Regions from separate parts of the Homo sapiens genome. Here all the other regions are linked to region 1. The links are chromatin contacts, found by Hi-C or POLR2A ChIA-PET in ENCODE. All regions are on one chromosome and are shown on one strand. The core of a region is the stretch at or near the end of the contact, and the rest is flanking DNA. Distances in the headings are between cores, read along the strand shown. Region 1 overlaps FAM120A (family with sequence similarity 120 member A). Region 2 overlaps WNK2 (WNK lysine deficient protein kinase 2). Region 3 overlaps WNK2 (WNK lysine deficient protein kinase 2). Region 4 overlaps WNK2 (WNK lysine deficient protein kinase 2). Region 5 overlaps WNK2 (WNK lysine deficient protein kinase 2).

Region 1 (5,249 bases), core at 1,164-3,663:
AGAGAAAAATGAGGACTTTGGAAATTCAGATCCCTCTTTGATATCAGAGATTTAAACAACACATTTTTAGTTTTAACCAGTTGTAGTCAAAATGCTACAATAAAACAAAAAAGAGAAAGAAAATGAAGAGCATTTGACTCCCGCACTTAAAATGAAGTACACATAAAGTTTAAACTGGTTATGACAAAAGCCTTTAGTTGTGTTTCTTGAACTATAAAGAAAACAAATTTTGGCAGTCTTTAAGTATATATAGCTTAAAATATAATTTTTAGCATTTGGCACCATATGTATGCCATTATATTTGATTTTGCATTACTGTTTCACAATGAAGCTTTCTTTAAGGCTTTGATTTTTATGATTATGAAAGAAATAAGGCACAACCACAGTTTTTCTTTCTTAAATTTCATCACTGTTGATGTGGTTCTTTTGTGTTAAAAAAAAAAAGTGCAACTATCAAAACTAAAAAATTATAGAGTAATATTGCCGTTCTGCTGATTTTAAATATACAATACATCATACATACTTTACAAGCAAGTTAAATGGAGATAAAGTTGAAATCATAGAAGATGCAAATGACCTTTCAAAATCAACACAATGTGTTCTGAAACTTTCGTGACTAATACCATGCATCTGTGATCAATGAACTATGTGGTTTTGAATCGGATGTAGACCATTAGTACTACTACTTGAGCTAAACTTCTGCATGGTTCATAATTTTTAAAGTGTGTAGTTAATATGCATGTTATCGTCCTTTCTTCCATTCTTAACAGTATGTGCCCATTTGCAAAACAAAAATGCTAATAATCAGTAATAGTCCTATAAAAGATGTTAACTCTGTTTAGTCATTGACTGATCTTGCTCTAACCTTAAAATTTTGTGATTATTGACCTCTGTTGCATTTATTCTAAAGCCCCCCAAAAATTATCTAGCCGTTTCGAATATCAACATTACCCTGGTGTATTCACTGCTGTATGCATTATTGTTCTTTGTTGCTGTTTTATGCCTTCATATTAGCAAATATGAAATTCTGTGAAAAAAAACCCTTTGATCTTAAAAAAAAAAAAACCACCCCCCCCTTCTGTAGCAGGAAACAAATTGCTTGTTCTTGAGAACTTTCCCATCAAGAATTTAGTAGAAGCAGGTATACTTCTATCATTTTGATGTTTTTGTTAATGTTTCCAAACAATGTACTTTGAAATCAGAATCACTTCTTATCGTTTTCATATACTTCTGATGCTCTTCATCACATTAGTGATCAGAAATGAGGTGTAATTCCCCAACCCCTGCCCGCAAGAGCTAAGTAGGATCTTACTGTAAGTTGAAGGGAGTTTTGCCCTAACTCATGGATTGTGCAAGAATGAACTGCTGTTGGGTTTGATTGACTGTCGATGGATTGTGGTGTGGTGTATCTGAAGGCTATTGAATGCAACTTACAATGCTTAATAAAAATCTTTATTCTTTTAGTATAAAGTATGGCGTGGCTTTTAAATTCACTTGTAAAAGCTAATTTTATAGAGGTTTAATTCAAATCGAAACAACTACTGAAAAGATCAGAAAACCAAAGTTGAAAAATATTTTACCTTTTCAAAGTAATTCCAGGTTTCCGGCTTAGAGGGACATTAATATATGATTAATTTGTTTGATAGCTCAGTTTCAAGCAACCAAGGGGATAAAAAAATTCTGTTTGATAAAGCAGACTTACAGAAGAGGTTTTTTTAAGCCCTGAGGAAGCAATAAATTTGACTCCACCACGTTTTAAAAGCTGGATGTTACAAGTATAGTCCGTTTTTCATGCCATCCTTTTGACTGAAGGCTCTTCTCTGCAGCCTGATATGAGGTCCCCGTACCCAGGTCCGCCGAGCGCCTGGAGAAAGCGCCCCGTGCTGCCCTCTAGCGGGGGATGGTGGGCTAACGGCGCCGGAGGCGGCCAGGAGAGCTGCGGCGATCCCGCTCCAGGGAGGGGCTGGCGCTCGCCCGGGGGCGCGTTTCCTTCCTGTGGAAGGGCGGGGCGGGGCCTTGCGTGGCGCTTCCCCGTCCGCCACCGCGCAGGTCCCGGTGCGCGCGCAGCCCGCGAGGCGGGGCCGTGTCAGTGAGGCCTACTCCCAGCTTTTTCCTCCCGGAGGCTGAGACTGCGCCGTTGAAGCCGGTTCTCTGTGCGGGGCCGGCGCCGGGCCCAGCAAAGACCCGAGTGCCCCGAGAGAGACCGAGCAGACCCTGGGAGCCCGAGTCCCAGCAAGGCCCGAGCCGAGCCAGTTTCTCCAACTAGCAGCCTGAGAGCGCTCTTGGTCCTGGCTGTTCAGACCCCAGACGAATTTACCCCTTCTTTTTATGGGGTGGGCCTTCAGAGTTTGAAGGAAGTGAAGCTAGCCTCGCTCACTCCAGGGCCTCTTCCCACCCTGACTCGCCGGTTCCTGACGGTGGCCCGCTGTTCCGGGGCCACGGCTGAGTCCCTCTGCGCCAGCCTCCCGGTGGCGGGCCAGCCAGCCCCTTCTCTGTGCTGTGAGAAGATGGGGGCGCCCGGACGCTCCATCTTTCAAAAACACCATTCCACTGAGGACCCTGCCTGTGACGGGAACCAGTCTAACCCACTCTGGATCGCACGTGCCTGGCAGAGGGACAGCGTTGTGGAGGAACACTTTCCAGGCCCACCAGCTTCCACCATCCATTGCTAGGCAGTACCTCTCCCACCGTGACAACCACGCGCTTTTCTTCCCTCTCTCAAGGGGCAGGCCCACGCCACTTGAGAATAGCAAACTGACAGGGAGAGCCCTCTGGCTTTAAGAGGGGAGAGGGACAGGTTTCTGAACAGTACAGTCTCAGCAGCAGGAGCGCGCGCATGTCAAGGGTCCCTCTCTGCTCCCTGACAAGCAGGTGCTCCTTCTTTCCGGTGGTTCTCATCTCTTAGTTGCAATTGCTGTAGGTGAGAGAGCAGCACAGCTTGCTTTAGGTCACTCTCAGCAGGGACTGGGCTGGAACCCAACCCTTAGCTCCAAGTTGGGTCTGTCCACCCGCTCCTGAAGCTCCAGTAGGTGCAGGCGTGGGCATTAAGGAGAGAGGAAGGGAGAGGGTGCTGGGGCTCCGGCGACCCTGTGGCTGGAACAAGGAGGCCAAGGACATCCCTCCTTGCTGGAGCCATGCTGGCCACTCCTTCCACACCACCAGAATTGCAGAGGAAGGCCCAAGGGCGATGCTGTCATGGGCCCAGGGGTCAGTGGCTGTGGGTGGCACTGGTGCGGGCTGGACTGAATGGTGATGCTGGTGTTTCTCCTTCCTGGCAGCATGATATCCTGGGGCAAGTCGTATGTTCTGCTGCCTGGCCATTTATCCTCTTCCTTTTCAAAAAAATAGGTTTTACTGATTTTTTTTTCTTGTTTCAAAAGCAATATGTGTTTATTGTGGTAAGTTTAAGAAATACTGGCTAGATACACAAAAAGGAAAAGAAGTCCTCGGTAATTCCCCCATCCTGAGACACCTGTTTTTAACATTTGGTCTCTCTCCTTCTATACAATATATAGATTTTTTTCTTATACAAAAAAAATCATGTTAATATTTTGTAACATTTTCCCAACTTAGCATCATTTGATGATTGCCTTTCCCTACCATTCCATATTCTGCCATAGTTCCACAGACTCCACGGTGGGGCTGCATCGTAACGTATTCAGTCTTTCCCCACCAGCATGGTTGGACATTACCTTGTTCTGCAAGCACTTGCGGAGAGTCCGTGTCAGGCCCAGCCCTAGGCCCCATGGGACAGAAGATGTCAAGGCCCCTGCCTTTCTGGCATTTACATTTGAGTAGGGGGACAACATACATGTGTACAAATAAGAATATTTCAAGCAAGAAAATGAGAAAAGATGGGGAGATGGGTGGCATGGGCAAGTGATGCAGCCATGAGTGGAGGCTATCTGGGAATACAGGTCTGGGCCAGGAGCAGCGGATGGAGCACCCAGCCAAGGGGAATCCATGGAGAGCGGAGAAGCCCATGGCCACCCCGAGGACAGGGCTTGCTGTATCCTCCAGTGCTGTGGTCTGTTGAAGGCTTTGAGGCAGGACGGGTTGTGCTTGGATGCCCAGTGGGCTCCAGGTATCCATGCTACCCTGTAGGTGAGTCTTGTGAGGACCAGTGTCATTATTCCTGGTTAGCATTTCATCAGAAGAATCTCCCAGTGGGGAAGGGTGGGGGAAGGGTGGGGGAAGGGTGAGGGAAGGGAGTCTTTTGGTGCTCCTGCTGATTTAGCTCCGGAACGCTGCTTGGTATCCAGGGTCCAGGAGCTCTTTGTCTGTACTAGCCTGGCTGCTGGGCACAGTCAAGGCACTGGTGTTTGCCAATTTGACAGGTTAAAAAATGGGTTTTTATTTGCATGACTTTGATTTCTAGTGAGGGTGAACATTTCCCCTCTTACATTTAATTTGCCCATAATTTCTTCATTTTTCAATTGACAGGGAACTTCTAATGTCTCTCCTGGCTGTTTTATGATCTCCCAAACAATCAGGTAAGAATTTTAAGAAATAATTCACTGTCTATACCTTTCTCTATACCATCAACAACAAGGACCAAGGTAGTGTTAGGCTGCTCTGCTTTCCAGGACACCCCTCCTTGCCCTGCATTCCTTCTCCCTGCTCAGAGGGAGCCTACCTCTGCACTGCATGGGGCAGACAGCAGAATACAGGTGTTTTATGATGGACAGTAACCTTAGGGGTGACTCTCATCCCTCCCTCAGTTTTATTCTACTTTCAGTTCTTCTGAGAATGCAATACTTTCTTGTTAGCCTCAACTCCCTACCCTTACTCACTATATCTTGGACAAAAGTCCTATGCTACTTGGCTCCCCACGTTGTGGAGTAGATGGTGCAGAGGCCTTTTTGCCAGGAGCCTGCTGCTGGCCAGCCTGGCAGCCCTGCCCTCATCCACCCCACCTTTGTCCCCAAGCTGTCTGGTTACTCCTCCCTGTACCCCAGGGAAGCTTCCAGTCTTGGCTGTAACACAGCCCAGGCTAAGTTGACCAAAGACCTGCACATGGGACAAAATAAGCTTTTCATTAATGTGCTTTGCCCTGTGCTGAACTGGCTGTGGGACTTCACCAGAGTTTGTAAAGGACAGCCATGTGAAAACGCACTCAAGAAAAAAAAAATGCAACAGCAGTGGTAATAAGTTCTATGAAGGACAAATGCAGAGGAAATGAGGAACTTACATGGGTGGGGGTAGGAGGAAGGTGTCAGGGAAGCCTCTCTGAAGAATGACCTAGAGGG
Region 2 (5,740 bases), core at 1,644-4,143, 300 kb before region 1:
GGAGGACAGAGGCAGGCAAGGAGGCAGCCCTGCCTGGGGTCGCCCCTCTCAGGAAGAGATGTGTGTGAGGCTGAGGGAGGCGGGGGCTGGCGCCAGCGCGAGGCATCTGCATCTCTTCCGTTTTCCGAATGGGTCAGGAGATGCAGGAGTCCGTGCCTGATAGGTTCTGTGTCCCTACCTTCCCATGGCTCTGTGGCCCCTGCTCTTGTGGTATCTTTGTACCTGCCCTCACCCAGGCCTGGTCTGGCAGCCTTGGTGTGGCTTGCGTTGGGGCACAGGTTGTCTGTCTGAGGTCCACCCTTCAAAGAGCATCTTGTCAGGATGAGGCAGGGTGACAACCCCATCTTAGGGAGGGCAAGGAAGTGAGGCCGATAGCGGGGCAGGGGCTGGGGGCAGATGGCACTGCTGGCTGCAAGGGTGGTTATGGTGGGACCCGGGGCCATGTCCTGATGTCAGGTCAGGCGGATACCTCGTGGCAGCATGCTGGCTGGCTGTGAAGGGGCGCTCTGGAACACATGATATGTGCCCTGCTGGTGGGAGGCCTTCCCACAGGGATCCACACCCCTACACAGTCCACTCATGTTTTGGGGCTTGCAGACTATTCTGTTCAAACTCGAGTGAGGTGAGAGGGGCTAGTATGGGAGCCTTCCCACCTGGGCACTCTCGCACTTGGGCCTCCTTATCTGGGTCCCATCCTTCCTGGCATTTTCCCACCTGGGCCTCCTTACCTGACCTCCTCCTACCTGGCCTTACCCCAGCTCTGAGCCCTGTCAGCCCTGTAACTGTGGCACAGCCCTGCCTTTTGAGCCTCAGCCTCCGCAGGAAAGCAGCTGGCATGGTCCTAATGTGAAGGGGCCTGGGGTGGAGCATCCCTGGTGCCAGGTGCCCCCCAGCTCCGTTAGTGCTGAATCCAGACTGGAGTAAGCTGCCCCACCGTGAGCCGTTCCTCCTGGCCATCACTTCTTGCTGTCTTATCTCCAGAGGGCTTTGTGCATAGAGAAGGAAGGGATGGTACATATTGGATAGCAGGGTGGTGTTTGATTAGACAGTGAGTGGGAAGAATCGCATCCGTCCTGTGGCCCACCCGAGTAAGTGCTGTTGGTCCCAGCAGGTTTCAGCGGCAGCTCAGAGCCCGCTGGTTTGCAGTCAGGTCTGTTTATCAGAAGGCCGAGGGCCACACCAGGGAGCAGGAGGGGGACCTTGCTGTCTGGGCTTTCCTACCTGAAGAGCCTTTCTGGGCACAGTTAGTGGCTACAGAGGGGTGCCTTGTGACATGTGAGGGTCACTGCCAGACTCAGTGGCTGTCCCTGCTGTTTGGCTGGGGAAGGGTCCAGAAGTCTGTTGATGAGCTGGGCTGGCCACCCCATGGGGTACCCTGAATGCAGCAGCTGGGGTGTCTTGTCTGTCCGGGAGGGAAGTGGTTACCTGCTAGGCTGGGGCTTGGTATTTCTGACCCTGCCACTGGCTGCCAACAGAGGGTCTCAGGGCCAGCAGGCCCAGTGAATGTGGCTGTTCCTTCCAGCCCTGAGAGGTGAGAAGTTTCTCTAAAATTTCAGCCTTCTCAACTCCAAAATGGGGGCAGAAGACAGAGGGTACTTGCACTTTCCAATCCATGGTTCCTCCTTCCCCACTTGTCTTACCTTTTACTGCCAAGGAGCTTTTAGAGAGAGACGAGAACAGTGAGAAAGCCAAGCCTAAGCCGCAGTCGCCCTCCAGGAGGCGGCAGGTGTCAGTGCGCGCTCTGAGGCCCTATGCACACTCTGACCGGGGGCCAGATGGGGCAGGCTGCCGCAGGCCCCAGTGGGTGGTGGGGGCCTGGCTTTGATGCTGTGTGTCCTGTTCTCTGACCCTTCAACCAAGCTTGGCAGGTTCATAGACGGAGCCCCGTTCCTGGCCTTTGCACACAAGTAGACTCTTCCACAGAAAGGGGTGTGAGAATGACCATTCCTGTTTGTTTCTGCTCACTCCATCTGCTAAATGTGCTCTGAGACAGGGACTCCCCTTGGGGAGGGTGTGGTCTGGAGAGGGGTGTTCCCATCTCGGCCTGGGTATTCCCAGACACACCTGGGCACGGCCCCCTCAGTGAAGGCAGCGCCGGCCCTGACTTGCACCTTGTCCCCTGTGCCCCCAGATTCTGCTTGGCCACCCAGCTCCCTATGCTGTGGACGTCGCCGCTCAGGTCCCCACCGTGCCTGTGCCACCGGCTGCGGTCCTCTCGCCGCCTCTGCCGGAAGTGCTGCTGCCTGCCGCCCCTGAGCTCCTGCCTCAGTTCCCCAGCTCCCTGGCCACGGTGTCTGCCTCTGTGCAGAGTGTGCCCACCCAGACTGCCACACTTCTGCCACCAGCAAACCCACCGCTGCCTGGCGGGCCCGGGATCGCCAGCCCTTGCCCAACTGTCCAGCTGACGGTGGAACCAGTCCAAGAGGTGTGTGCCCCTCCCCCCAGCCTGTCCCATGACTGGGCAGTTGCGGCCACCGGGGATCTGCATAGTGACCTGGGGTCTTAGTCCTAGAGGTCGGGGTTGCTTAGCTCTGGGACAGCCACCCAGGTTCTGTTCTCACCTCTCCCTAGATTTCACACTTTCTGTAAGCCACATCAAGACAGAGGGTGTGATTTTTATAGATACAGGTTTAGAGGATGCTTTCCCTGGGACAGGATGCAAGAGACTGTGAAAAGCTTTCATAGCACCAGTGTGTCCTCTTTGAGGGATGATCAAAGTGGGTTAACATTTTTGGAAAGGAAGTGGCTCCCAGCTTTTATGAATACACTCGGGTCCAAGCGTTTCAACAAGATAAAAACCTCTATGCCTGCTCCCATTGTGACGCCCCCTGGGTCGTACCCACCTGGCTGCAGAAGAGAGCAGGAGAACGCAGCGGGGCAGGCTGGGCTGAGGAAGTGGGGAGGGAGAGCTGACTATGCGTGGCTGTGCCCACAGGGAGGCGGGAGTCCGCATGACCTGTTCTCTTTTCTCCGGGTGTTTATTTCAGGAGCAGGCCTCACAGGACAAGCCGCCCGGCCTCCCGCAGAGCTGTGAGAGGTAGTGTGGCCCAGCCTCGACCTCGCAGGACGGGTGTAGGGGCGCAGGCCTGTACAGCCACTCAGCCTGGCTCCTGCTGCTGCTTCCCCTGGAACCCACTATAGTTTGCCCTGATGCCATTAGGGGTTTTTCAAACCTGACCTGGTGGAGCCTCAGGGCCCTCCTCTCTGGGTCTTGCCAGCTGTTGTTGGAGTTTGGTAGCCAGAGGCCCCTGGCTGGGCTCTGGGTCTCTGCTCTGGTTTGCAGTGCTGAGAATGTTCCAGAACGGAGAGGCTATGGGCGGAGTTGGCAGTGCCCAGAGACTAGGAGGGGGCTGGGAGGGTGGCCCCCTGTGTACAGGGCTGAATCCAGCCCCGATCCTGGGTTTCCTGGCCTCCTGGGCTGTGGACACAGGTGTTTCAGGAAATGAACCGTGTCCTTATTTGAACTGTGACCATTTGTTCCACCCTCCTGGGGTGCTGGGCACTGCCTGGGCTTGGCATTTTGCAAACTGCAAAACGGATTGGCCTCACAACAGTGGTGGGTGTGTTTCTGTTGCTGTAGCACAGATGGGGAAACTGAGGCACAGGGGCTGATTCGCAGGTCAGGAGACTGAGAGGATCAAGGTAACGCAGCTAGTAGCTAGGAAGCCTGTGCTTCCTTCTGCCCGTGCCACTTGGGTGCAGCAGGGAGCTGGGTGAGGGCCCAGAAGCAGGCTTGGGGTATTCGCACAGGACGGGCTGCCTCTGTAGGTCACAGATTTGGGCCCTGGAGACTCCAGACTGTTCCAGATAAGCTGACTTTCCCCGCCATTGCCGACGTGCTGGTTGTCCTTTGGTGCCATTAATGTTCTTGGGTTTTGCTCAGCTATGGAGGTTCTGATGTCACTTCTGGAAAAGAGCTGAGTGACAGCTGTGAAGGCGCCTTTGGAGGGGGCAGGCTGGAGGGCAGGGCAGCCCGAAAACACCACCGCAGGTCCACGCGTGCGCGCTCCCGGCAGGAGAGGGCCAGCCGGCCCCGGCTTACCATCTTGAACGTGAGTGGGCGGGGCGTGGCGGGGGTGTGGTGGGGGTGGGGGCATGGTGGGGGTGTGGTGGGGGTGGGGCCGTGGCGGGGGTGTGGTGGGGGTGGGGGGGAGGGGTACTTGGGGGTGTGTGGGGGTGTGGCGGGTGCACGTGTGGGTACGCCCGTGGTGGGTGCTGATGCTGCCCCTTCCAGGTGTGCAACACTGGGGACAAGATGGTGGAGTGCCAGCTGGAGACGCACAACCACAAGATGGTGACCTTCAAGTTCGACTTGGACGGGGACGCACCCGATGAAATTGCCACGTATATGGTGAGGCTGGGTCTGGGTGGCTTGGCTCCCGGTGTTTCTTGGACACGTGTGGGCCTGAGCAGAGCGCCACAGGTCACATGTCGAGCCTGGCCTTGTGTGGAGGTGTCGGTTGGCCCAGGGGCTTTTCGGGACAGTGCTGACCTTTTACGCCTCGGGCTCTTCCCCACACTGGGCGGAAACCCCTTGGGTTTGGAAGAACAGCTTGAAGGATGTTCTAACCATTCTAAGATGCTGCTCCCTGAGGGCTTCTGGAGCATCTGAGCCCTTCCTCCAAATAAAAGGAAGCCTTGTGGGTAGGTTCCTTGAGTGAGGCACGGGAGGGCATCCCGGAGTCTGATGTCCTGTGGTCCTTGCTTAGAGCTTCCTCCAGCCTCCCCAGCTGGAGTGCGGGCTCTGAGCCCTGACCCATGTCCCATGTGCCCACCCAGCTCTGCCTGCATCTCCCTCTGGAGCCACCCCTCCCTGCCTGTGCAGACCAACCTGAGTCCATGAGCACCTTGTAGGCCTTCACAGCCCCACACCTGTGGTCCCCAGCACCTGAGCCAGGCTAGGAGTGGGGATCGTTTTCGGGCCCTCAGAAACTCTCCAGCTGAAAGCACGCACGAAGAAACATGGAAAGGATGTACATGTGGTCCTCAAATTTCCTGGTGCATCCGTGACTGCCTCCCAGGAGAACATTCTCCCCAGACCATTATTCCTGCATCAGTGAGGTTTAGGGAGCCAGGTCCTAAAGGGGCCAGCAGCACACTGGACAGTGTTGTAGCGCTCACTCCAGATGGCCACCAAGTGCCTGGAGTAGGCCGGCATGAGTAGGGAATAGAATATACCACTCAAGTTAATATCATAGATTGCCCCACGTGCCTGCCTGCGGCTGCTGCATTGCACATCATCAGAAAGCTGCCCCCTTGGGCTGCATCCCCCTGGCCACCCCTGCCCTGGCTTCGTGAAAGCCTCATGTGGGCTTTGCAGGGGGAAGCCCCTGGCTTTCTGCTCCTAGGGAGCAAGTCCCTGCCTTAGTGTCTGCTTTGCAGAGACACCTTGGACAAAGCCCTCCCAGATCCCAGGTCCAGAGCATAATCCCCCGCAGCATTAGAGAAATTCTTCTGACGCTTGCTACAGTGGTCGGGAAGACTTTATTCAGGACTGTGGCAATAAGCGAGAGAGAATGAGTTTAACTCCAAATGCAGCAGAGACCACAGGGGATTGGTAGCAGAGGAGCAGTGTGGTGATGGGTGGCTGGAAAATAGCTAAGAGGAGACATCAAGGTCAGGGATTCTGGAGAAACCCTCGTAACAGGATCCTTGCTGGGGGTGGGTGAGAGGCTTTGTTCAACCTCAAAGGTGGGAGATGAGGAATATGGTCAGATACAAAGGCTGGGAATTCTTTCTA
Region 3 (5,096 bases), core at 1,049-3,548, 340 kb before region 1:
TAGTATGATTTACAAAAGCAACCAGGGGCCAGATATTCAAGTTCAGGTTTTTGCCTCAGAGAATTGTAAACTTCTTGGAGCCCTTGACAAAGAAGACTGAATGTGGGAAGAGTCCAGTGCCGCCGACTCACCCCCAACTGAGCACCTCCTTCCCTGGCTGCACTCATCCAGATGGAGGGCAGCATCTGGGACAGGTCACCGGCGTCAGGGTCCCTTTTCTGCAAAGAAGTCTAGGGGCACATCAGCCTCCGTCTGTGACTCCTCACACTCCTTGGCCACTTTTATTTGGTGGTGTCGGGAAAAATGTTCATCTTTATAATGATGTCCTTTTTTTTTGAGACAGAGTTTCAGTCTTGTTGCCTAGGCTGGAGTGCAATGGTGTGATCTCGGCTCACTACAACCTCCACCTCCCGGGTTCAAGCGATTCTCCTGCCTCAGCCTCCCGAGTAGCTGGGATTACAGGCGCCTGCCACCACACCTGGCTAATTTTGTATTTTTAATAGAGATGAGGTTTCACCACATTGGCCAGGCTGGTCTCAAACTCCTGACCTCAGGTGATCTGCCCGCGTCGGCCTTCCAAAGTGCTGGGATTACCGGTGTGAGCCACCGTGCCCAGCCGTGATGTTCTTTTTAAAATCATGAATTAGAAAAAACACACACTGGCTCACCTGTCAATGCGGTTGTGTATTTTGTTGCTCAAGATGAGGTTAAAGAGGGAACTTGGATTTAAAGGAAGTGAGTTTGTTTTAAGACCAGCAGAGAATGTTGGAGGCAGCAGGTGGAAGAGCTCTGTCAGGCCTCCCCTTTGCTGGTCAGTGGCAGATGCCTGGTGTGGACATCAAAATGGCTCCACTGAGCCCACTGACCACTCACTGCAGAGCAGGCCCAGTGCCTGCCTCTTGTCCAAGTGGCGCCCCGTTGCCTGGCCCTGTAGTGACATAAACCACCCACTGCTCAAACATCATGCCTGCACAGAGGCCACTTCCTCCAGGGACCTCAGACCTGCCCGTGCCTTAGGTGGGGTGGGGAATGCCTTCTTCCCCAGGCTGCCTGAAACTGGAGCTTTTCTTCGGGGGCAGGGGTGCCCTGACTGGTAATTTTTGGCACAGTGTGTAGTTGCATATTTATTGGTTTTCTCATCTGTTGGCTGCGTTCCCATGGGGTTGTGAACAGCCCTTTCCGCACACCCAGAGCCTCCGTGACTGAGCGACTCCAGACAGAGCATGGGGGATGGTGTGGCTTGCTCTGCACCAGCCATTCCTGTGCACTTGCCAAACCCTGTCCTCCTGGAACCAGACCCAGACCCTCTCTCCACTTTGTGGTGAAAGGGCAGGCAGGAGCCTGCTGGCCCCCAGCTTGGGTCGACTGGTTCAAATCTTCCAGACCTGGGAGTAGCAGGGAGGCTCTTCCCACCAGGAGGGCGTGGAGTGTGTGGGGATGCCAAGCCTCCTAGAGCAGTGGGGACACCCTCCCGGGGGTGGAGGGAACAGAAGGGGACACATATATGGTGGAAGTCTCATGCTGTCTTCCCAGTGTGTCCCTGTGGATATCATGGCTTTTGGGTGTGAGCACTTAAGTGACAGGGAGATAAGTCCTTGGTTAGGCCTGAGCTCTACCAGAGACCTGATGCCCTCCCATCCTGCACCTGGGGCCTCTGTCCTGGGCCAGTTCTCTGTGCATGGGACTATTGTGGACAGAGAAGCTCCAGGCTTCCTTTGGTTTTGATTTACGGCCCCACGGAACTGGAGCGAGGCCCTGCAGCAGGCTTATCTCTCGGGGCTCAGCCTCACTGGTTCTGGGCACTCTCCTCTGCCCGAGTGTGCGTGGGGCTCACCTCCTGGTGGGACCCAGTTCTGCCCCTTCAAGGGGTTGGATTTTGGGGTCCTGCCTAGCTGAAAGGAAGATGCCACGGAATCCCAAGTGTGCCCCTAGTAGGTCTGACATCTCCAACCGTTGCCCACTGGGGACTGTTCTGGCAGAGCAGGTGGCCCTGAAGTGTCATAGGAGGGGGCTGCCTGCAGACACCCTGCCATGTTCAGGGCAGGAACCTCTGATGCTCTCAGTCAACATCGAAGGCAACCCCTGATGTGTTTCCCAGGTGTCCTGGGGGTGCTGGGAAGGGCCGTTGGGACCAAGAATCTTCTGACCACCCTGGCTGTGTGACTCGTGCAGCCCTTGAGGGGCTTTGCTGCCCGGCTTGGAGGGTGCTGTCCTGCCTTGCCTGTGTGTGACCCACAGGACCTTTTTCCTAGAGCAAATAAGAGCTGGCATTGTCCCAGAATGCCTTAAGTCTTTTGTCATCTGATTGACTTTCACCACTATGAGGGAACAAGAGCCATGAATTTGCATAGCACTGGGGACTTGGTAGGAGGAAGATTGGTGCTGATTGACCTTACCCTCCAGTGTCTGGGAGGGAGGGGCATCACATTGAGTGAGCAGCCAGGAGGCCCCCGCCTCTGACTCAACACCAAACCTTTAAGCACCGTGTGAGTCTGGCAGGATTTGGAAATCACTTAGGGATCAGGTGCATTCTTCCTGCCCTGGCTTGTTGACTGTGAGCCTTCCTAATAGGTTAATGAATGAATTCAGTCCACAGGTGTTCATGGAGTTGCTCCTGTAATGCAGGCCAACCCGATGTCAGCAAACAGGTGATGAGGATGTGGACAGGCTCTGTGGGGGCAGCATACCCTGTAGGTGGGCTCTGGGCAGGGCTCAGAGGGGGACACACTAACCGACTGTTAAAGTACCAAGCAGGCTGGGCATGGTGGCTCACACCTGTAATGCCAGCACTTTTGGGAGGCCAAGGCAGGAGGATCTGTTGAGCCCAGGAGTTCAAGATCAGCCTGGGCAACATGGTGAGACTACCATCTCTAAAAAAATAAAATTAGCCAGCGTGGTAGCATGTGCCTGTAGTCCCTGCTACTCAAGAGGCTGAGGTGGGAGGGTCACCTGAGCCCAGGAAATTGAGGCTGCAGTGAGCTATGATCACACCACGGCACTCCAGCCTGGGTGACAGAGTGAGACCCTGTCTCCCCTACTGTAAAAATTACCAAGCAATGTGTTACATTGATTAAAATAGTCGTGTGGTGTAGAATATAAAATGAGATCCTCTTCCCTTCCAAGCCCACCTCTAAGAGGCACCATTGTTAACCATTTCTGACTTTCGTGTCTTACATGTATCAACTTCAGTAGGTAACTGCTGTTAAAAATGAAGACTGTAGTGCATGCAGGGTACGCCCCCCTACTTCCCGTTTTTTCTTAGTCATTTAGAACGTGAACATTTTGCTCTGAAACTACAATGAAATCTTTTACACGTTACTGTTGGTGCTAAAATACTGGCAAAAATAACTTGTGCTATAAATGATCCTGTGAGTTTCCTCTAGAATTAAGGACTAGGCGCACAGAAAGGGAATTGTAAACTGACATGCTGTTTCCCAGAGAAGGCTTCCTGGGCGAACTGGCCTAGCTGAGCACTGCCATCTCCTCTCCAGCTTCCTTCACCCCCAGGGACCTCGAGGGTCACCCTGGGTGCATGTCTTTCTGTTGTGTTATGTTGTGTTGTGTTGTGTTGTGTTGTGTTGTGTTGTATTGTGTGTTGTGGAAACATTTCTTCCAGTAACTTGTTCCACCTAGACTGCATGGGAAGTTAACTTTCAGCTCCTGCATGTCTGAAAACGAGTCTGGACCGCCTGGCTTGGTGTCCGTTTGACAGCGTGTAGAATTCTGAGTTAGCACTTTGAGGACACTGTCCCTGCCACCTGCGCCCAGTGTCTCTGGTGAGACTCACCGCCCACCTGGGCCGTTCCTTTGCAGATAAGACTTGCTCGGGGTTCTGACATTACACTAGAACAGCCCTGGAGGTGGGGTGTTCATTTACTCTGACCTGGCCTTGGTGGGCCATTTTCTTCTAAATCGTTCTCCTTCCAGCTCAGGGAAATGCTATTCTACTATTTGTTTATACTTCATGGTGTCTGTTCTTAGAACCCTTTTGACATAGTTTGACTTCCAGGCAGTTCTTCCATGTCTCTTAATGTTTCTCTTCTATTTTCTTTCTTCTACTTCTCTCATTTGGTCTTTGGATTTTTTTCCTTTTTTTTTGTTTTTACATATGAAAAATTGAAGGGTGATTTACATATAATGAAACACACAACTTAAGTGTGCAAGTTGAGCTCTGACAAATGCACATAGAGGTGGAGCCCACGTGCTCTGTTATGATGTGGAACATTTCTCCATCACCCTCCACCCCAAGATCTCTTGGCTCCCACTTCTACCCACCCCAGAGGTAACCATTATTCTGATGGCATCCCCCAGATATTAGTCTGCCTTTTCCAGGGTTTCACATGAAGATGGGGGTCCTACCAGACATATTCTTTTGTTTGGCTTCTTTTGTTCAGTCCTATGCTTTTGGCCTTCACCTGTGCTACTGAGAGGCAGGAGCATGCTCCTTTTTGCTGCTGAGCCATGGTCCCATTTGGATGGGTGCGGCATGGTTCATTCACCTGGCCCCAAATGTTTCGGTGGTTTCCAGGTGGGTCTATGATGAATTATGCTGCTTCCAATATCCAAGTCCATCTTTTATGGACTTATGTTTTCCTTCCTCCCAGATGGATCCCGGGAGGGGAGTGGCTGGACACAGAGCAGGTGTGAACCCTGCCAAGCCCTCCTCTGAGGGCTGCGCCACCTGAACTCCTGGTAGCAGTGTGCCAGGTGGGGCCCACTGTTCCCCAGCCTCCCAGCAGCTGGAAGTATCCACCTTTTTTTTTTTTTTTTGAGACAGAGTCTCACTCTTGCCCAGGCTGGAGTGCAGTGGCACAATCTCGGCTCACTGCAAGCTGCACCTCCTGGGTTCATGCCATTCTCCTACCTCAGCCTCCCGAGTAGCTGGGACTACAGGCGCCCGCCACCACGCCCAGCTAATTTTTTGTATTTTTAGTAGAGACGGGGTTTCACCATGTTAGCCAGGATGGTCTCGATCTCCTGAGTTCGTGATCCGCCCGCCTCGGCCTCCCAAAGTGCTGGGATTACAGGTGTGAGCCACCGCACCCGGCCGTATCCATCTTTTAATTTAGCCCTTCTGGTAGGTATGGGATGTATCT
Region 4 (5,264 bases), core at 392-2,891, 360 kb before region 1:
TGCTGCAGAGGGTGGTGCCTGAGGGGCATGCGGGGTACAGGGCATCACTGATGTCTCCTGTCCTCCCTGCCAAGGCCCATGTGGACAGTGTGATCTGTCTGGAGTGCGTGTCTTTTTCCTAACATGTAGGGCCCCATTTCTTTGGGGCTTGGGGCTGCCCCTTTTGAGCCCTCTGGTGCTGGTGGACAGGCTGAGGTGGGTACAGGGAGTTGCCAAGGGTCGCCTGCAGTGACCTGGGCACGTGGACCTAGGGTGCTGGGGGAAACCCCCACCCCTTCACCGCCCTGGCCTTGGTGGCTGAGGGCACAGCATTTGGCATGCACTTGCCCTGGCTCCAGTCCCTGCCTGGGGACCCAGGAGACCCTGAGAAGCACGTGGCTTGCCCCACCTTAGCCCTGGATGCACCGGGGAGTTCTGACTGGGGGTGGGGGTGGATTTCTAGGCAGCCATATTTAGTGTCCTTGGATGGGACAACACCATGGAGGGTGGTGGCTGCGTGACTGGGGGAGGTGGGAGGGCCTGTCCCAGGAGCCAGCACCGGGCAGACGTGTGCTTGGCCCTCCCTTGCAGAATGAGTGTTGACCATGGGCCCCAATGCTTCTGCTGCCATCAGGGCCCCGAGTTTGGGGGATGGACAGGAGGAGGCTGTGCCCTCTTGGGGAGGGCAGCCAGAATCCAGGCCTAGAGTGACACCTGCTTCCCCGAGGCAGCTCTTGCCTCGTGTTTGTAGGTTTTTCTGGGGATACACTGTGGCAGCGGCTGGATGTGCAGCAGCTGGGGTTACTGAGGGCTGGACATGGAGAGGGGAGGCAGTGTGTTTTGTTCTGGCTCTGCCACCCCCTGGGAATGTAGAGGACTCCCTGGCCCTGTCTCTTTATCTGCTGAGTGAGGAGGACAGCTCCCAGCTTGGAGGGGTGCCTTGGGGCTGTTTGTGATGCCCACTCCTGCCAGGCTTCCTTGGAGAGCAGAGAGGCTGCCCCCAGAGGGTAATATCCTGGGGCATCCAGATGAGAGGCCAGGCCAGCTGTGCAGGAGGCTGAGGCCAGAACCCTCAGGCATTATTGTTAACCCGTTATCATGGGAACTTGCAAGCAGACCAGAAAGTAGAGGATGCCTGACAAACCTTAAGTCCCAACCCCAGTTAGTTATCAGGATCTCCCATATATCCTTTACCTTGTTCTAAAATACTCAGGCTCGGATAGCACTCCTAAGTTGCAGAGCCGTGGGTTTGACCTGCCCCAGATCTCTGGTGGGGGGGCCTTGTCCACCATTCCCCTACAGGCAGCAGACCTTCAGCTCCCCACCAGCTCCTGAGGAGGGTGAGCATCTGTCATTCATGATCTCCCGGTCAGCATGCAGTAGGTGTCCAGTGCACGCCCAGGGTGATCAGGCCAGCCCCTCCTTTTTTGGACCCTTCAGGAGGAGCCCAACAGGCTGGTTGGTTTGCGAGCTTTACAGAATTGGTAATTCTGTCTCCAGTGAGTGTATTTGGTGCAAACCCCAGAGCCATTTATAGAACAGATGCCAGAGGGAGCACTTGAGGAAATTAAACTCCATGGTAACCTCACTGTGGAAATGAAAATAGCCTCACTGTCAGTGCTCTGCTGCTGGCCTAAGTCACGGGCCAGGATTGCAGTGCCTGCAACAGGGAGGCTCGCTTGCTGCCGGCACCCACGCCCTCTCCAGGCGCTGTTTTTAGTTTTGCGAAGTTCAGTAGATTGCAAAGAATTTGGGAAATACAGGAAAGGAAAAAAAAGAATTCCTGTGGGTTCGGAGAGAACACAGCCACCGTTCTCGTTCACAGTTCCGTTCTCGTGCCTGTGGACTTTAGGGGGACAGCTTCGTGTCCCACCCCTTCCACGTGGCACCTTGATGCCTGCTCCCTTCCTCCTTGTCCAGGGGCTTTGTGACTGCCCTGAGGACCTTCATCTCCTCCCCAGGCCCTGCCTCCGGTGCCTGGCTTTTCTTGCTATTATAAATAATGCTGCAGTGACGATTCCCAGACAGAACACACAAACATCTCAGTTTTGGTTGGTTTCACTGTGGCGGAGCCTGGAGCAGGGGACGTCCCCAGGTCCAAATTACTGGCTTTGGAGATGGGTGTCCCTTGTTACACCACCGTGCTGGAACTGGACGTTTCCACTGAAAGTGGAGTTTTTGTGTTCATGTTATCTGCCGCCCTCTCACTTTATATTCTTCTGAGAAATATTTTGAAAACAATAGAGGTAACACGTTTTTGTAGAGAAAGGAGAACCACCCACACCCTTGTCGCCAAGGCTGAAAGGGAGGCCTCATTTTTGTGTGTCCTGCCATTTGGCTGGTTTCTCTGTGTGCACGTTTTCTGTGTGCATGTGTCACCATGTTTGCATGTTCTCCATGTGCATGTGTTCTCTGTGTGCATGTGTGTTCTCCACGTGTACATGTTATGTGTATTCTGTGTGTGTGCATGTGCTGTGTGCACGTGTTTTGCACACGTGTGTATTTGGTGTGTTCTTCATGTATTCGTGTCCTGTGTGTTCTGCACATGTACGTGTTCTCCATGTGCACATGTTCTGTGTGTGCATGTATTCTGTGTGTTCTTCATGTGTGCATGTGTTCTGTGTGTCTGCGTGTTCTGTGTATGCTCTTCGTGCGTGTTCTGTGTGTGTTCATGTGTGTGCGCATGTCCTCCGTGTGTGTGTTCTGCGGCTGTGTGTGCTCTGCATGTGTGTTCTGTGTATGTGCATGTTCTTCGTGTGTGTTCTGTGAATGCATGTGTCTTCCGTGTGTACAGGTTCTGTGAGTATGCATGTTCTACAAGTTGTGTGTGTTCTTTGTGCATTCACATTCGTGCAGCAGAGCCCCTCCCTCTGATGGTGCCTTGGTGACCACAGCTCCGGGGGTGCTTGGTGCCCTGGCAGAGCAGCCTCATTGTTGAGATTTTCCTTTATGATCGGACCAAGAGGTTGCAGCTCTCCTATGAAACTGTGGCCTTGAAGACCCTTGGGAATAGCTTTTTTTCTTCCAAATGATTTCCTGGAAAAAAAACAGTTGAGCAGAAGGACATAGACCTTTGAGCAGGGGAATGTGGTGGTGGGGCCAGCTCCACCCCAGGTAGGTGCGAGCACCTGGCGGCCTCCCTAGGGTACAGAGTCCATGGCGATCTCCTGGGGCTGTACGCCACAGGACAGGCCTGTGGCACCTCAAGGCACACTGGCGCAAGGCCGGGACATTCTGGTCTCTGTGCCTGCTCCCCATCTCCACCCACCACGTGTGTGGCAGGACAGCTGTGGGCTGGGGCTGCTTGCTCTCCATTGGGGTGACACATGGAACACCTCAGCCCTTGTGTGCCTTTGAGACGGGACAGGTCTTGCAGCCTGAGGTGGACCTCAGTCCCCTCTCCCTCACGTCCAAGACCCTGGCTGAGGCCTCAGGAACCTTAATTTGGAACATCTGGGATTCTTCTGGTCTTGGTTTGTTCTTACCACTTCAGAGGGGGTTCTGTAGGGTTTTGGGGTGCGGTTGAGGAGAAACAGCTTAAAGTAGAAGGGGCAGCTCCCAGGGCTGTGCTTGGGTGGAAGGAACAAGGCTGCAATGTGGTGGAAGGGGACTAGGACCTCTGAGCCAGGCCTGCTGGTGGCACTGGCTGTGTGGCCTCTCTGGGTGCCTCAAGGCAGGGTGGAGTGCGTGCTGAAAGTCACCATTGCTGATGGTCGAAGCCCGCCCTTCCCCCAGGATCCCAGGGGAGATTCTCCATGTCATCCTCCAGGAAGCGAGTGGGGCTGGTCTATCATGGTGCCTGTGCCCCCACTCTGACTGGGGGATTGGTGGGACACCCCCAGAGCATGGCCAGGGAGGAGCCCCACGCCTGTGGGCACCAAGATCATGACCTCTCTGTGGCCTGGGAGAGATGGAAGATGCATTTCCATGCTGTGGTGGGGAGTTGGGGGTTCCCCTCTTTGGGGCCCCACTGTGAGGATGGTGGGGTTGGGCAGCAGTCCCACAGCCTGACCCTGCCCACTTGGGTGAGCAGGGCCCATGGCTGGTGTGGCTGATCTGCCGACGGCCTCATGCACTGTCCCCACGTGAGTGACTTCCCTGCCTCTCTGCAGTAAGCGTTCCCACCCCAGGGATGTGGGCTGTGGTGCTCCTGAGATTTGGGGAGGACAGTGGGGTGTCGAGGGAGGTGGGGCTATTCGTGCTGATGGAGGGGTGAGGGATGGGCAGGGTGGGCAGGGATGGGGGACTGGGGCGTTGCTCACTGTTGGGCCCTTGCTGGATGACTAGGAGCGCTGGCCACAGTGTGAGCCTGGGGCAGACCACTGGCTGCCAGGCTGTGGAGTTGGGTCAGGGCGGCTGTCAGGGGAGCGAGTGGGACCACACTGTCTGCAGCTGCCTCTGGGCCCATTGAACCCAGGTGCTGGGGAACTCGCCTTCCTGTGCGCGTGGGTGCTGGGGCACTCAAGCCTGCCGCACATCAGCCTCGTGACCTTTGCTCTCACTCAGATCTGTCCACCTCCTGAGCCTGCTGAGATCATACCAGGCCCTTTCCTTGTGAGCCCGCAGGCTCCACTCTGCATCCCTGAGCAGGTGAGGGCTCTTTGCCCTTCTAGGCCTCTGAGTAGAGGGAAAGATGGGCAGGCCTGCTGCCTGAGGGCTGGTTTCTCCCGCTTCAGGGTCCAGGGCACCATCATGGTCATTTGTTCTCCAGATGCTCATTGTCTCTTTTATGTCCCAGGCTGTGTGAGGCCAGCACAGACATAGACCGGCCCTCCTTTGGGTCTCAAGGGTGTGTCCAGGGCCGCTATGGGAGCCCCAGGGACTTCAGTGGCTTCCAGGAGAACACGTCCCAGAGGATGTCTACCCTCATGCGCTCATATCATTCACTCATTCACTCCCTCCCTTCTTCACTGACTCATTCATTCACTCACTCACATTCACTCATTCACTCACTATACATTCACTCACACATTCCCTCACTCATACATTCACTCATTCACACACTCACACATTTACTCATTCACTCACTCATCCACTCACTCACTCATCCCCTCACTTACTCATCCACTCACTTATTCACTCACAGATTCCCTCACTCATACATCCACTCATTCACACACTCACACATTTACTCATTCAATCACTCATCCACTCACTCACTCACTCATTCACTCACTCACTCATTCACTCATTCACTCACTCATCCACTCACTCATACACTCAGTCACTCATTCACTCACTCATCCACTCAGTCACTCTTTGGTCTACTCATTCACTCATCTACT
Region 5 (5,358 bases), core at 102-2,601, 320 kb before region 1:
AAGGGGATTCCCAGCCAGCCCTCCCCTCCACCTTCATACTCTCCTGATAATGCAATGCGCCTGTGTGGCACTCACCATGGCTAAATGTTTTCCTGTTTGGGAAAAAAAATAGAAGAAACACTTTAGAGAGGAAGGCTGGGGGTGATGATGAAGACAGTCTCAAGGGAAAATGGGCTGCGGGCTGTGGCGCCAGCAGCAAATAGTAATGGCAGCAGGAGGACGTGGCCTTGGCAGCCTCTGGTCACGTATCTGGGCCGAGGTGGGCAAGGGTGGGGCCACGCCCTGGATATGACCCCGAGGCCACGTGGAGCCTTAGGAATGGCCTCACCCACATGCTCACTAGGAGCAGAGGCCCGGGCCAAGCAGGTCTGGCTGGCTGTGCATACCTGCGCCCAGGTGCCAGTGACAGGGACACCTGCCTCGGCCTCCCTGTGAGACCCCCTAGGGTTGGAGCCCGTTCTCTGAGGCTCCCTAGAAAAAAGTCTGCTCTGGACTCTGAGCCAGAAGGGAACCTGGTGCCTGGTTTCTCCTCCTTCCCAGCTGGGCTGCCCTGCTGCTGAGTGGCCTTGGGGCTGGTTTGGGGCCAGCGGCAACCCTGAGTGTAGACGGGTCCCACTGACTGAGCCGTAAGCTTCTGTCCCACCTCACTGGTCCCCCCTCCCCCGCCCCACTTATGTCTCTTCTGAATCAGGGGAGACTGACCAGGGCTGTTTCTGTTAGGGAACATCATTCTGTGGAAAAAAATTGTCTTTTGAAACAAAGACTTTTGAATAATCACAAACTTACTGAAAAATTGCAAGGACACTACAAAGAACCATTTATTTTCCACGAACCATTTGAGACTAAGTGGCTGACCTGATTCCCCTGAAGCCCTGAATACTTTCGTGTCTGCTTCCTGAAACTAGGGCACTTTCTTGCATCCGGAAATACCGTCAATCCTCAGGCCCATCCTCCTATCCTCGGGCCACTCAGGTCCCCAGTTGTCCCAGTGACACCATCACAAGTCCTCTGGGCCCCTTTCCTCGCCTGACTTCCATGTCCTGTCCCTCGGGACGGGCTCAGGTGGCCCTCTGTGGGTGGGTCACAGTCAGGTCTTGCATCTCCACAGGAATCTCATGGAAGGGGCTGAGTTTGCATGTGTTTCCCCGGGGTGCACAGCTTCACCCGCCAGTTAGGCAGATGCTGGCTCTGAGCTTGGTGCACGGCGCCTGTGGCTTCTCTAAGTTGAGCTCCTCTCACCTTTTGCAACTGTACGTGTCTCATGGAGAATGTTTGGACACTGTAAATATCTTGTTTGTCACCAATCTTCTCACTTATTTCTTTATCTCTCTGTGGCCTCATGGTTTTCTGTTTTACTCAATGGGTCCTGCTCCACAGATGAACTGTCCCATTGCTGCCTAGTGAGTCACTTGAAATGCCCTGGCTCCAGCCTTAGAGGTCAGGGATCAGGTGCCTTGGCTCAGGGCCCTAGTGAGATGGGATCAGGTGTTGGCCTGGGCTGCAGTCTCAGACCCTGCCTCAGAACTCAGTTCCCTGCCAGGAGGGCCTCTGCATAGGGTCATTTGTGACATGGCTTCCCCTAGAGCAGATGATCCACAGGAAAGGGAGGCAAAGAGACTGGGTGAGGGAGCCACAGAGGAGAAACGGAGGGAGAGATGGGGATAGAGAGGCCACACCTACCTGCCGCCCCCCACCTGATACCAGCAGTGACACTTCACCCCTCCTGCCACCCCCATATGCAAAATGCATGTCAGAGTCTGTGGACATGTCCTTCAAACCATCATTGTGTTACTGTTCATTTTGATGCTCAAAATGCCCCAGATTTGCCAGCGGGAGGCCCTCAGCACTGGCTCCCGTGCCGTTTTGCACGTCCCTGTCACTCTGAGCACGTCCTCACTGTCAAGCTCATCCTGTCCTTCTCCTGCCCAGCCTTGAGCTGCCGCCTCTTAGAGCCGCGCTGCATTCCTGTCCTGGCCGAGCTCTGCATGCTCCTTGCTGTGGGTGTTGTTGCTCCCAGGCCCTCCTGGTGAACTCAGTTCACAAGTACGCATGTGTCTGTGCATTTACACCGCGAAGGTGTCGGGAGCCTGCCTGTGCAGTCTGTCTGTGTTTATTCACTTCTGTTGTGCGCTTCACACCAACAGCTCCAATTCCCACCCAGCAAAAAGGTTCCTGTTGAAAATTTCTGCCTCTCCACACCTGAGGAGCCTGGCGTCCACTATCCCTAATATATTTTCTTGTTTGGTCACTTTTGTGGGGTCGCCAGCCTCCATTGGTGCTGTCACCACCTCCCCTCCCCGATAGCTATGACTCCCTCTGTGCCTGGCACTGCCCCGAAGCCAGGATGCCCTCTTGCACGGGCACCTCCGCCCTACTGCAGAGGCCTGGCTGGTCCAGCCTGACCTAGAGCCTTTAGGACTGAGGTGCTCAGGAAGGGAGGGGAAGTGCGGGTGGATCTGGAATCTTTGTTCTCCCATGTTTTCATGTGTTTGTGGTCACTACAACTGCAGCCTAGCAAGAGCAGCCCCTTCAAAAGGGATCTCTTTTATCAGAAGAAAGAAGGTAGTTATTCCGTGAATATTCTTGGCGAGCTCATGATGTTTCCTGGAGACCTTCGGGCTCTCTTACAAATGCTCTCAAGGCTGTGCTTGGTAAATCAGTTTTAAAATTTGCCAGGCATCAGTGCATACCTTACTGGTCCCTAATTACAAAACGCATGTCCTTCCTCCATCTGCAACTCGGGTGTGGCCCCGTTCCCCATCTTTGGGCAGCCCCAGACTCAGAGACGTTTCAGGAAAATGCTAGCTCCAAAGCTCCTTGTCACCACTTCTGAGTATGGAGACAATCAGGAGCCCCTTCCCGTCTGCCACCAGCCCCGGGGGCGCTGGGAGCTCAGGGAGCCCTTGGGTCCGGTTGAGGGGCTGGTCTGCTTTGCTCTTGCTGTGGACTCTGCGGGATGCAGGTCAGGCCTGCGTGGTGGTGGTCTTTCTTTGCCTTGCCTGGCAAACCCCTGCCATGCCATCTCTGAGCTGTCCCCGCGGATTTTACATTCAGTGGCAGTGGGATGGCGAGCGTGTCCTGCGTGGATGAGCCAGTGATGGGAAAGCACTTTAGGTAAGGGGTGTGGGCCGGTGAGGGCTGATCCCCAGCGATGCTGACAACATGACTGCCTTTACAGATTGAGTCTGGATTCTTCCACGAGAGTGACGTCAAGATCGTGGCCAAGTCCATCCGTGACCGCGTGGCCTTGATCCAGTGGCGGCGGGAGAGGATCTGGCCCGCGCTGCAGCCCAAGGAGCAGCAGGATGTGGGCAGCCCGGACAAGGCCAGGGGTCCGCCGGTGCCCCTGCAGGTCCAGGTGACCTACCATGCACAGGCTGGGCAGCCCGGGCCACCAGAGCCCGAGGAGCCGGAGGCCGACCAGCACCTCCTGCCACCTACGTTGCCGACCAGCGCCACCTCCCTGGCCTGTGAGTGCTCAGGGGTGGGATGGCCATGGGCACCCCTCCCACCTACCCTGCAAAAACCAGCTATTGGGCAAAGAAAAATGAAGTCCTCTCCCTTTATTGGAATGCTTTGTGAGGAAGGGGGTCCGCATGGCATCCCCTCGGAGGAGACATCGTGTAGCTCTGAGCTGTCCTCACGTAGCGTGGGTGATTGCTTTAGCTGTAGGTAGTTTCCGGGAGTCCTGGCTGGGCACCTATGCCCCGTGACAGGCTCGCCTTCTGCCAGCACCTTTGGTGCCAGGGCATGTCGGGAACTTCATAAGAGAGCAACTTCCAGGGTGGTGGGGCCAGCAGACCCAAGCACTGGGATGTGCAGGGCCTGATTCTGTGACCAGCCTGGGCCCTGTCCCCCCAGCCCACCATGCAGGGTGTGGACCCTAGGTATGGGTGAGCCTTGTTTCAGTGAAGGGATTGGGGCTTTCTCAGCATTTCCCGGTGATCTGTAACCAGGAGATTAAGGCTCAATGAAGTTCATGTTCTCAGGACAGATGGGGACAAATGGGCCGTGAGCCAGCAGGGTCTGGTGGAGCCAGTTCAGTCCCACTCTGTGCTATGGATCTGTGGATTTAGGGCAGGTTCCTTAACCTGTCTGAGAATGACAGTTCTGGCCCCTTGGGGGGAATGTGAAGGCCAGGTGAGGTGGTGGCAGTGGCTGCTTGGTGGGACATCTGTCCTAGGAACAGAGTGTGCTGCTTGCTGGCTTGGCTTGTGGTGTTGCCGTGGGGACCTCCCATCCCCCGTAGTATCTCCCTTCTAAGGCAGAACCTTTGGGACCTTTTGTACATTTTCAGTAGGGTGTTACTGATGAATTGGCAGGAATCACTTTGGATCAGGTTTCATCTAAGACCATTTAGGGAAAACCTAGTATCTTCTGCACATACAGGCAGAAAAGTTTCTGTCTGTGCCCTCAACATCCTAAGAATTCAGCAGTGAGCTGAGGACTGAGGAACATGGCATTGTTCATTCTGTGAATATGCATGGGATAGAATGACAGAGCCAAGGGACCTGCCCGGGCCAATATTTCAGATCATTCATGTGCAAAGACTGAAATAGTCTGTTTAATTTATTTAATATGCACATCCTTCATTTATCATTGAAATGGCTAGTTCTTTAAAGTAGGCTATTTAAATTCAAACAAGCAGTCATCATGTTGAGATGGTTTGCCTACTATTTATGTCACTCGAACCTGCGCAGATTTGCTTTGGAGAATAAAATTGGTACATTATTGCTCCATTTTCTGATACATCTAAAAAATTAAAGAGCACAGACTTTTTGTAAGAAGAAATTCTTCACATCTGACACAGCACTACGCACTTTTAAATCGTAATTGTGGGTTAAATAATTCCTAGGATGGGAGTTTAAAAATCTCCTTTTTTCAAACTTTGAAAAGACATAGTTTGAGGATATTTCTATATGTTTAGCTTGTGGTCAGATAATATAATTCAGGTTTGATCCACTGTGGGAAAATCAGATGGAGACATCGACTGACTGATGATTGCAATTCAGGTGTGGGTGTTCTCTCTGCAGACAGGCCCACTTCCAGACCAACTGAGGATTCTGTGTGCTTTGTGCAGAGGCCATGGCCATGCTTCTCAAAAACACTTTTTTTGTTGTTTTTTTTGAGACGGAGTCTTGCTCTGTTGCCCAGGCTGGAGTGCAGTGGCGCGATCTCGGCTCACTGCAAGCTCCGCCTACCAGGTTCATGCCATTCTCCTGCCTCAGCCCCTTGAGTAGCTGGGATTACAGGCACCTGCTATCACGCCCAGCTAATTTTTTTGTATTTTTAGTAGAGACAGGGTTTCACCGTGTTAGCCAGGATGGTCTCAATCTCCTGACCTCGTGATCCGCCCGC

What was found. Hi-C counts contacts between places; a loop is a spot of excess contacts on that map. ChIA-PET counts read pairs that join two places held with the same protein, here RNA polymerase II (POLR2A). Pooled maps may share reads with other maps.
Region 2: a map of OCI-LY7 shows a loop between it and region 1 (8-fold over the local background). The contact joins two enhancer-like sites. A Hi-C loop is called at or near these places in 2 of 168 maps with a recorded cell type or tissue (OCI-LY7 and naive thymus-derived CD4-positive, alpha-beta T cell) and 8 of 50 pooled maps. POLR2A ChIA-PET finds 5 or more read pairs at or near these places in 3 of 52 experiments (OCI-LY7, activated CD4-positive, alpha-beta T cell and naive thymus-derived CD8-positive, alpha-beta T cell).
Region 3: a pooled map shows a loop between it and region 1 (2.6-fold over the local background). The contact joins two enhancer-like sites. A Hi-C loop is called at or near these places in 2 of 50 pooled maps.
Region 4: a loop to region 1 is called in a map of gastrocnemius medialis, with 4 times the contacts of the local background. The contact joins two enhancer-like sites. A Hi-C loop is called at or near these places in 1 of 168 maps with a recorded cell type or tissue (gastrocnemius medialis) and 4 of 50 pooled maps. POLR2A ChIA-PET finds 5 or more read pairs at or near these places in 1 of 52 experiments (CD8-positive, alpha-beta memory T cell).
Region 5: a pooled map shows a loop between it and region 1 (4-fold over the local background). The contact joins two enhancer-like sites. A Hi-C loop is called at or near these places in 2 of 50 pooled maps.

What each region holds. Positions count from the first base shown.
Region 1 is chr9:93,564,643-93,569,891 of GRCh38, forward strand. FAM120A (family with sequence similarity 120 member A) reads left to right here. Exons shown (of 18, transcript NM_014612.5): 18 at 1-1,470. Among named protein-coding and RNA genes, the nearest start is that of PHF2, 9.3 kb to the right of the region's middle. RefSeq lists a silencer at 1,771-2,190. Within about 2 kb of position 2,414, at least 20 of the 41 ENCODE cell types and tissues checked have a DNase peak (open chromatin) inside an H3K27ac peak, as active enhancers do.
Region 2 is chr9:93,259,683-93,265,422 of GRCh38, forward strand. WNK2 (WNK lysine deficient protein kinase 2) reads left to right here. Exons shown (of 30, transcript NM_006648.4): 13 at 2,132-2,425; 14 at 2,988-3,037; 15 at 3,884-4,052; 16 at 4,235-4,351. LOC124902214 (a long non-coding RNA gene) reads right to left here. Exons shown (of 2, transcript XR_007061668.1): 2 at 5,466-5,740. Among named protein-coding and RNA genes, the nearest start is that of WNK2, 78 kb to the left of the region's middle. RefSeq lists an enhancer at 3,187-3,855. Within about 2 kb of position 2,894, at least 8 of the 41 ENCODE cell types and tissues checked have a DNase peak (open chromatin) inside an H3K27ac peak, as active enhancers do.
Region 3 is chr9:93,222,364-93,227,459 of GRCh38, forward strand. The region is part of intron 2 of WNK2 (WNK lysine deficient protein kinase 2); the gene reads left to right. Among named protein-coding and RNA genes, the nearest start is that of WNK2, 41 kb to the left of the region's middle. Within about 2 kb of position 2,299, at least 13 of the 41 ENCODE cell types and tissues checked have a DNase peak (open chromatin) inside an H3K27ac peak, as active enhancers do.
Region 4 is chr9:93,206,095-93,211,358 of GRCh38, forward strand. The region is part of intron 2 of WNK2 (WNK lysine deficient protein kinase 2); the gene reads left to right. Among named protein-coding and RNA genes, the nearest start is that of WNK2, 25 kb to the left of the region's middle. Within about 2 kb of position 1,642, at least 15 of the 41 ENCODE cell types and tissues checked have a DNase peak (open chromatin) inside an H3K27ac peak, as active enhancers do.
Region 5 is chr9:93,244,365-93,249,722 of GRCh38, forward strand. It overlaps WNK2 (WNK lysine deficient protein kinase 2), which reads left to right. Exons shown (of 30, transcript NM_006648.4): 8 at 3,179-3,470. Among named protein-coding and RNA genes, the nearest start is that of WNK2, 63 kb to the left of the region's middle. RefSeq lists an enhancer at 383-882. Within about 2 kb of position 1,352, at least 4 of the 41 ENCODE cell types and tissues checked have a DNase peak (open chromatin) inside an H3K27ac peak, as active enhancers do.